2 separate regions of the Homo sapiens genome follow, and region 1 is linked to region 2. Evidence: chromatin loops called from intact Hi-C (ENCODE). Cell type or tissue: PC-3. All regions are shown on one strand.

Region 1 (4,000 bases), 160 kb after region 2:
TGCTTCTTAGTAATCCCTGAGTGAAATGTCTATCCTCAAATACTGGAAATTCCTTAGCGTGTACCTGGGTGGCTTCATTGTCTTTCATTTTGAGCCATAGTCACCAATTATTGGCAACAGGAGAAGTCCCACTCAATATCCTATGTCATTTAAAGATCTCATTTGAAGCCATAGGTTAGGATGTGTTATCCCCTCAGGTGACAGAATGGTTTGGCCACCTGGAGGTTGTTGATAGACTTAAAAATGACCCTTTTGGGAGTGAAGGGGAAATAAATCATCTTAGTGGGTTGTGAAGTGAGAGGTAAAAACATAGGGGTGGTGGACAACTCATTTGGGAAGTATTATGATGAAGGCACAGAGAACTAAGTAGCAACCACAGGGAGTTGTAGGGTAAAAGTATGTTTTGTTTGTTTGAAAATTTTCAGGTAGAAGTCCTGTGGCATATTTTTGCACTGATCATTGGAGAAAGGGTGATAATGCAGTGTGTGAGGTGATCGTGAAGGAGCAGAGTCCTTGAAAAGGTGAGGGAAGAAGGGATCCAGCACACAAGAGAGATTAGCCTTTGGTAAGAGCAAGAGGACTTCTTGCATTTTAATAGGAGGGAGGGTAGAGAAGATGAGGCTCGGTGTTAGTGGGTTTATAGATTTGATGATGGAAAGATGTGAAACATCTTCCAGATGGCTTCTGTTCTTCTTAGTGAGGCAGGAGAGTTGGTTAGCTGCTAATAATAAGGATGGTTGGGAAGGGAGAGTGAGAAACATTTTTTTTTTTTGTATTAATAGTACATAAGACCTTCAAATCAGGGGCAGATTCATTTAGATTCACCTAAAATACCTGACAAGGTGCCAGAAGTATTTATCACATATTTTTGAAAAAAATGGTTTTAATTATCACAAACAGGGATTATTCCTAGCTTTAAATCTCATTTTAGAAAGGTATTATGGCTGTTCAGAAAATTACATATTTTTAAAGCCCGAACCTGAAATTGCCAGTATTTTGAGATATTATGGACAGATGAAATGGACTCATGGTTCATGCAAAAGTGATTTTCATTCTATAAGGGATTTTATTGACAAGAAGAAACTACTCCATTCTGACTAAAGAACATATTGCACCCTGGAGGATTTATTTTCCAAGAGAGGCTACTGACAGGGATAGAATTATCTTCTTTTTGGAGGCCTCCCTTCTCTCCTGTAATCTTCTAGCTGGCGCCTAACACAGGGCTCTGCATCAAGGGGCTTCTCAATACATCCAATTGAATGACTTTGTTTGGGGCCGGTCCTGATGCCCAGAACGAAAAAACTTACTTTTGATTACCTCGGGAGAATTGCTAGTAATGGCCCTGATTTATTCTCTCTCTTTTTTCTCTCTTTTTTTTTTCCCCAGCTCTTCTACCCTCAATGTTTGATTGCTTGCAAGAGGCATGTGAGCCAAAATTTTAAAGTTTGCAAAGTATAAAGAAAGGAAACAAGTAAATAGGGAAGGAGAATAAATACTGAACAAGACTGGGCAAGGTGACAAGAAAGAACTACTGTGAAAATCTGGAAGAGGGCCAGGATGCAAAATGCAGGGGCTGTGTAGTTTACAGGAACTATTTAGCCTCCAGCATGCCTCAGCGATCACACAGAGAAAGGCAGATTTCTCTGCTTTTGTCTCCTACCCTATAGTTAGCTATGGAAATTTGACATAGGTGATATATGTTTTCTGTCAGCAAACTGATACAAATACAGAGGACCATGGGGCCTGTGATCAACAAATCCAACGTGATTTGAATTGCTAGGAGGGGACCTCTTGTGGCTATAGTGGGAAATACTTCAGCTAAATACTACCTTGGAGGCTGCAGATATTTTTATGAAGGAATTAAAAAAAAACCCACTATAAAAGCTCTTTAAAATTACATTTCAGATATTTATAATATTTAATTGTTTTGATAACACCAAATTCTGTAAGAAGGTTTTATCTGTATTGCATCTCTGAAGAGTTCAGTGTAATTTAAAGCTCTTCAGCTTTTATCCATTTAATTCACATATCCTCTGAAAAGCAAATGAAAAGAATAAGAGTTCTCATCTACATTTTGTAGGTGGAAAGGAGAGGTACAGGGCAGGTAAGTAACTTATTGTGGTTTCACAGCAGGACAAGCTAGGCTTATGATAGAATTTGGATATCTCATCTTGGGCTCAATTCAACAGTCCTGGTTTGGAAAACATTCATTATTAAAGCTCTAAAACAAAACCTGCTATTTTGCAAGTGTCAAGTGATTTCTTTATTCAAGAAAAGATGGATTGAGAGACATAAAACTTACTCTTTGTTTCACTGTGAAAAGATGCTATTCCTAGATTCTCCAGGGGGAAAAAGCTGCTTTAAAAAAATCTGGGGAGGATAGCATGTTAGCAACTAAGAATCTTTAGATAAATATATTGTCAATTATGCCCATTTTAAAGGTAGCTACATAAAAATACAGTTGTTTTGAAGGCTATCCTGAAAATCATATAAAATGAACTCCTTTCATAGTTGATTCTCTGACAGTTCCCAGACCCTGCCTTTCCTCTTGGCTCCCTGAAATTTGTGCTAAGAGTATCTGGAGAGCCAATAAATAAATGCTTTCTTTTTATTTTGAATTCAGCCTTTTAAGAACAGGACTGCCAAAACTCAAACAAGTAGTTCATATTTTAGTTAGCACCTCTTGTTTTAGAAGCTATTAGAAGAAAGTCGGAAAAATGGTAATGTCCAAGGAAATGCCACAGAAGTTCGAGTGGGATGTCAAGGAATTGATGAAATGATAAAGATTGTTTCAGTGGATGTGAAGATATTGAGGGAGAAGATATCAAAAAAAAGGGAAAAGGAAATGTGAAAAAGAATAGTCATAGAGAGAAAAAATAAATTTTGGTGGAGAAGACTTTTTTTTTTGGTGGCTTAAATTTAATAATGGGTTAACCTATTGAGTTTTTGGTAAATCTTCAGTTTAGATTCTTTACTGATAATGATGTGGTTCCTCATAAATACTGGAAGGAGAGAGTGTGATGCTTGGTACAAGGGATGAGACAGGTAATATTTCAGAAGAAGAAAAATACGATCTCAGATGTGACACATGGCCTTGATGCCATCATCTCTAGGGTTCTGAAGACATTGAATTTTACATAATTGATCTTTTGATGTGAGGATTTCCTGGACTCTTGTTTTCCCTGCTTTATCATTTTTCACTTTCAATAATTCCAGCCTTTGGCTTTAATTAGATAGAAGAGGTTCTTCTTTTGGAAAGGAACTAGAGAAATGCAAATCTAAACTTATTCAGAGCTATGTTTGTAGGTCTCTAGGCAAAGTATGTGTCTGGCCTTTTTCAACGAAGTATTTTCAGTAACAAGTTGTCAGTGAGGTCAGTGACTAGCGGTTCAGGATTAGATACCACCCACCCTGGCTTGTAACCTCCCCTTTCTTTCTTATCCTGGGTGAACAACGCTCAGCGAAATTGACTGCCCCACTGTCATCTGCCTCTCAATTTGGTACTCTGTAACTCTGTGACCACCAAGAAGCCTTTTTCCGTCCCCCACAAAGCTCTTTTTGGAAAATTCCCTACGGGAGCTGAATTTTAAGCCCATTTACTTTATAGGAAGAAACAGAAAGGTAAGAATCAAGTTTGTAAAGAGAAGAGCTGAACTTCAGCGAATTCTCATTTCTGCATTGAATTCCTGTGTCTTAGTTATAATCATAGGTTTAAAATTTGGGGTTTTCTTCTGAACTGAGGAAGATCACATTATTGTATGAAATAGGAATGTTTTGACTAGTTATGAGAAACGTAGGCTTTCACGCTAATTTTAAAGTTATAAATAACTTTCGAACTATTGCCAGGGGAAGCTGGTAGCCAAGGTCGTGCTTTGCATTCAGAGAGTTTCTGGCTATAAAAAGCCGATTGGATACTGTGCAGGAAAAGATAAGATATGGCCTGGATGCTTGTGCTTTGGCATGGGAGTGGGGAAAAGGAAGCAAAGATGGAATATGTTTG
Region 2 (4,000 bases):
AATTATAAATCCATTTATAAAATTTACAAATAAATACCACTATGCTGTTAAAAGAATTAAGGTGCAGAACAGTTTGTACAAAAAGGGAAGAAAATGAGAATAGGAATATATATGAGCCGGGCATAGTGGCTCATGCCTGTAATCTCTGCACTTTGGGAGGCAGAGGCAGGGGGATCACAAGGTCAGGAGTTTGAGACCAGCCTGGTCAACATTGTGAAACTCCGTCTCTACTAAAAATACAAAAAATTATCTGAGCATGGTGGCAGGCGCCTGTAATCCCAGCTACTCAAGAGGCTGAGGCAAGGGAATCGCTTGAACCTGGGAGGCGGGGGTTGCAGTGAGCCGAGATCGTGCCACTGCCCTCCGGCCTGAGTGACAAGAGGGAAACTCCATCTCATAAAAAAAAAAAAAAAAAAGAATATATATGGCTGGGCGCAGTGGCTCACACCTGTAATCCTGGCACTTTGGGATGCCGAGGCGGGCAGATCATGAGGTCAGGAGTTCGAGACCAGCTTGGCCAATATGGTGAAACCCCGTCTCTACTAAAAATACAAAAATTAGCCAGGCATGGTGGTGGGTACCTGTAATCCCAACTACTCGGGAGGCTGAGGCAGAAGAATCTCTTGAACCAGGGAGGTGAAGGTTGCAGTGAGCCGAGATCATGCCACTGCACTCCAGCCTGGGTGACAGAGTGAGATGCCATCTCAAAAAAAAAAAAAAAAAAAGAATATGTATGTATGGCTGGGTGCAGTGGCTCATGCCTGTAATCCCAGCACTTTGGGAGGCCAAGGTGGGCAGATCATGAGGTCAGGAGTTCGAGACCAGCCTGGCCAACATGGTGAAACCCTTTCTCTACTAAAAATACAAAAAAAATTAGCCAGGCGTGGTGTTGCGCACCTGTAATCCCAGCTACTCAGGAGGCTGAGGCAGGAGAATCGCCTGAACCCTGGAGGCAGAGGTTGCAGTGAGCTGAGATCACACCATTACACTCCAGCCTGGGCAACAGGGCGAGACTTCGTCTCAAAAACAAAAAACAAAAACCAAAAGAATATATATGTATGTATTTGCACAAAGGATATGCAATAAACTAATGGGAACGGTTACCTGGTTGTGTGAGAACTAGACAGATGAGAGATAGAAGTGGATGTGAGAGTTTTCACTGAATACCTTTTCAGATTGTTTTTTGAGCCATGTGAATGTGTAACCCAAAGAAAATCAAATTTAAAACATTAAGGATATGACTGAAATAAAGCTTATCCACATATAGTAAAATATAACTTGTATAAGATTAGGTGAAAAATACACGTTGCAGAATAGTATAGAGAGCATTCTTTCATTCATTTCTTTCAATTAATAGATGCTTTTGAGTTCTTAATTTGCATTCTAGACACTTGGGATATGGAAGTAAACAAAGCAGCCAGGCTCCTGCTCTCATGGAGGTCACATTTTAGCAGTGAATAAGTAAGCAAGCACTTAAATGAACAAGGCAATCTCAAACATAGTGATGGAGAGTGACTTAGATTGGGCAATAGTTACTTGATGGGTGTCACTACAGGCCTCTGTGAGGGAGTGACATAGGAGCTGACATCTGAGTGAGGGAACCTGGGAAAAGAAAGTGGTCCAGGACCCAGCGCGGTGGCTCATGCCTGTAATCCCAGCACTTTGGGAGGCCAAGGTGGGTGGATTGCTTGAGCTCAGGAGTTCAAGACAAGTCTGGGCAACATGGTGAAACCCCATCTCTACAAAAAATACAAAATTAGCTGGGCGTGGTGACATGCGCCTATAGTCCCAGATACCAGGGAGGCTGAGGTGGGAAGATCCCTTAAGCTCAGGAGGCAGAGGTTGCAGTGAGTGCAGCAGGGCCACAGTAGAGTGAGACCCTTTCTCAAAAAGAAAAAAAAGAAAAATGAAAAAGAACGACAAGAAAGTGTCCAGGAAGATAATGTAGTGAGGGCAAGGGTCCTGAGGCTGGAACAAGTTTGACAAGTTTGAAGATCTGAGTGGTAGAAGATGAAGTTAGAGTGGTAGTCAGGGGACACATCATGGGTTTAAATTAAAGATTAAACATGAAAATGTCTGGAAAGATACACAAAAATCTTATTAATAGTGACAATTTTGTGCGTGCGAATTGGAGATGAGAATCAGTAGGACTCTTTAATTTCCTATATTCTACTAGAGTTTGAATTTTTAAAGCATTTCAATATGCATAAAACAAATATGCTTCAAAGTAAAAAACATTAATACAATATTGAGCAGCAATCAGTGAAGGTAAACACTGTACCTAGCAGTTTGATAATTCCTTTGGTTCTAGTTCCCCTAGTGGTGATGATGAGGTAGTGCTGGTGATTATGTCCCAGCACAAACATCCTGGAGTGAGAGCTAAAATATCTTTAATACAACTCTGAAACACTCGGCCGGGCACGGTGGCTCACGCCTGTAATCCCAGCACTCTAGGAGGCCGAGGCGGGTGGATCACCTGAGGTTGGGAGTTCGAGACCAGCCTGACCAACTGACCAACATGAAGAAACCCCGTGTCTACTAAAAATACAAAATTAGCTGCGCGTGGTGGTGCATGCCTGTAGTCCCAGCTACTTGGGAGGCTGAGGCAGGAGAACCGCTTGAACCCGGAAGGTGGAGGTTGCCGTGAACTGAGATCGCGCCACTGCACTCCAGCCTAGGAAACAAGACCGAAACTCCGTCTCAAAAAAAAAGAACTCTGAAACACTCAACAGAAGTTTGAATTCTTGAAATTGTGTAATCCTTGCCAAATGATGGTTGGGAAAAATCATAAAATTGCTATTACAATCACAGCAGTCATCAACTGTATATCATGAAGCAGGGGCCAGCAAAGTCTTTAGATTTTAAAATTAAAACATCAGGAAAACTCTCCACTGGGATTGTCTTGAAATGGTATGGCTTAAATGCCCAGGTCCTGGTCCCCATCTCTTCTGAGCCTTTGCTCGAGCCTATCCTGCCCTGTCTTCTCTCCACTTTGGCAAAAACGCCTTTGCCTCCCTGCTTGGTCAGCTACATAGCTTCTCCATTAACTCACTTTGCCCCCCACATTAACTCGCCCTTTAGCACTCCCTGATGAGGATAATAATAGCTGATATTTATGAAGCAGTTATTGGGTACCAGATACCATAGTAATTCATGCTATCTTGTTCAATCCTCAAACGAACCCTGTGAGGGATGTGCTATTTTCATCCCCCCTGTACAGATGAAGAGGGGCAATCTGAGGCACAGGACCATTCAGTGGGATCCCACAGCTGGTAAGTGGTAGCTGATCAAGAAGAAAGGAAAAAGCCACCCTTTCCTCCCTGCTTGCTCAGCTACCACTTACTAGCTGTGGGATCCCACCTAATGGCCCTGAATCCCTGTCTGACTGTAGACCACATGCATTTAAGCAGCAAGCTGTATTTGAATGTGCTGTTTCTATTTGGATACTGAATATATATTTTAATAAGTGTAAATCATGGGTCCTCATAAACCCAAATGTCTATAGGGGCCAGAACGTGAGTCCAGAGAACTTTATATATATATATGTGTGTGTGTGTGTGTGTGTGTGTGTGTGTGTGTGTGTGTGTATATGTATATATGTGTATATATGTATATATGTATATATATGTGTATATATGTATATATATGTGTATATGTGTATATATGTATATATGTGTATATATGTATATATGTGTGTATATATATTTTATGTATGTGTGTGTGTATATATATGTATTATATATGTGTGTGTGTGTGTGTGTGTGTGTATATATATATATATATATATATATTTTTTTTTTTTTGAGTCAGGGTTTCATTCTGCTACCCAGGCTGGAGTGCAGTGGTGAGATCATGGCTCACTGCAGCCTCGACTTCTTGGGCTCAAGTGATCCTCCCACCTCAGCCTCTTGAGTAGCTGGGACTACATATGTGTGCAACTATGCCTGGCTAATTTTTTTTTTTGAGATGGAGTCTCGCTCTGTTGGTCTGCCTCGTGGGT

The links. Hi-C counts contacts between places; a loop is a spot of excess contacts. Peaks named below come from ENCODE experiments on the same cell type or tissue, not always from the same donor. Only the 100,000 strongest peaks of a DNase experiment are listed, where the experiment ranks them.
Region 1: it touches region 2 in a loop (10-fold over the local background); 1 of 110 quality-filtered maps calls a loop at or near these places.

Annotation. Positions count from the first base shown.
Region 1 is chr10:67,695,621-67,699,620 of GRCh38, reverse strand. CTNNA3 (catenin alpha 3) reads left to right here and starts at 3,426. Exons shown (of 18, transcript NM_013266.4): 1 at 3,426-3,621. RefSeq lists an enhancer at 1,677-1,726. In PC-3, a CTCF peak has its summit at 1,785; a DNase peak (open chromatin) is centred at 1,770; H3K27me3 peaks cover 2,025 bases.
Region 2 is chr10:67,854,107-67,858,106 of GRCh38, reverse strand. No RefSeq gene overlaps it. Among named protein-coding and RNA genes, the nearest start is that of DNAJC12, 18 kb to the right of the region's middle. In PC-3, a CTCF peak has its summit at 2,302; a DNase peak (open chromatin) is centred at 2,336.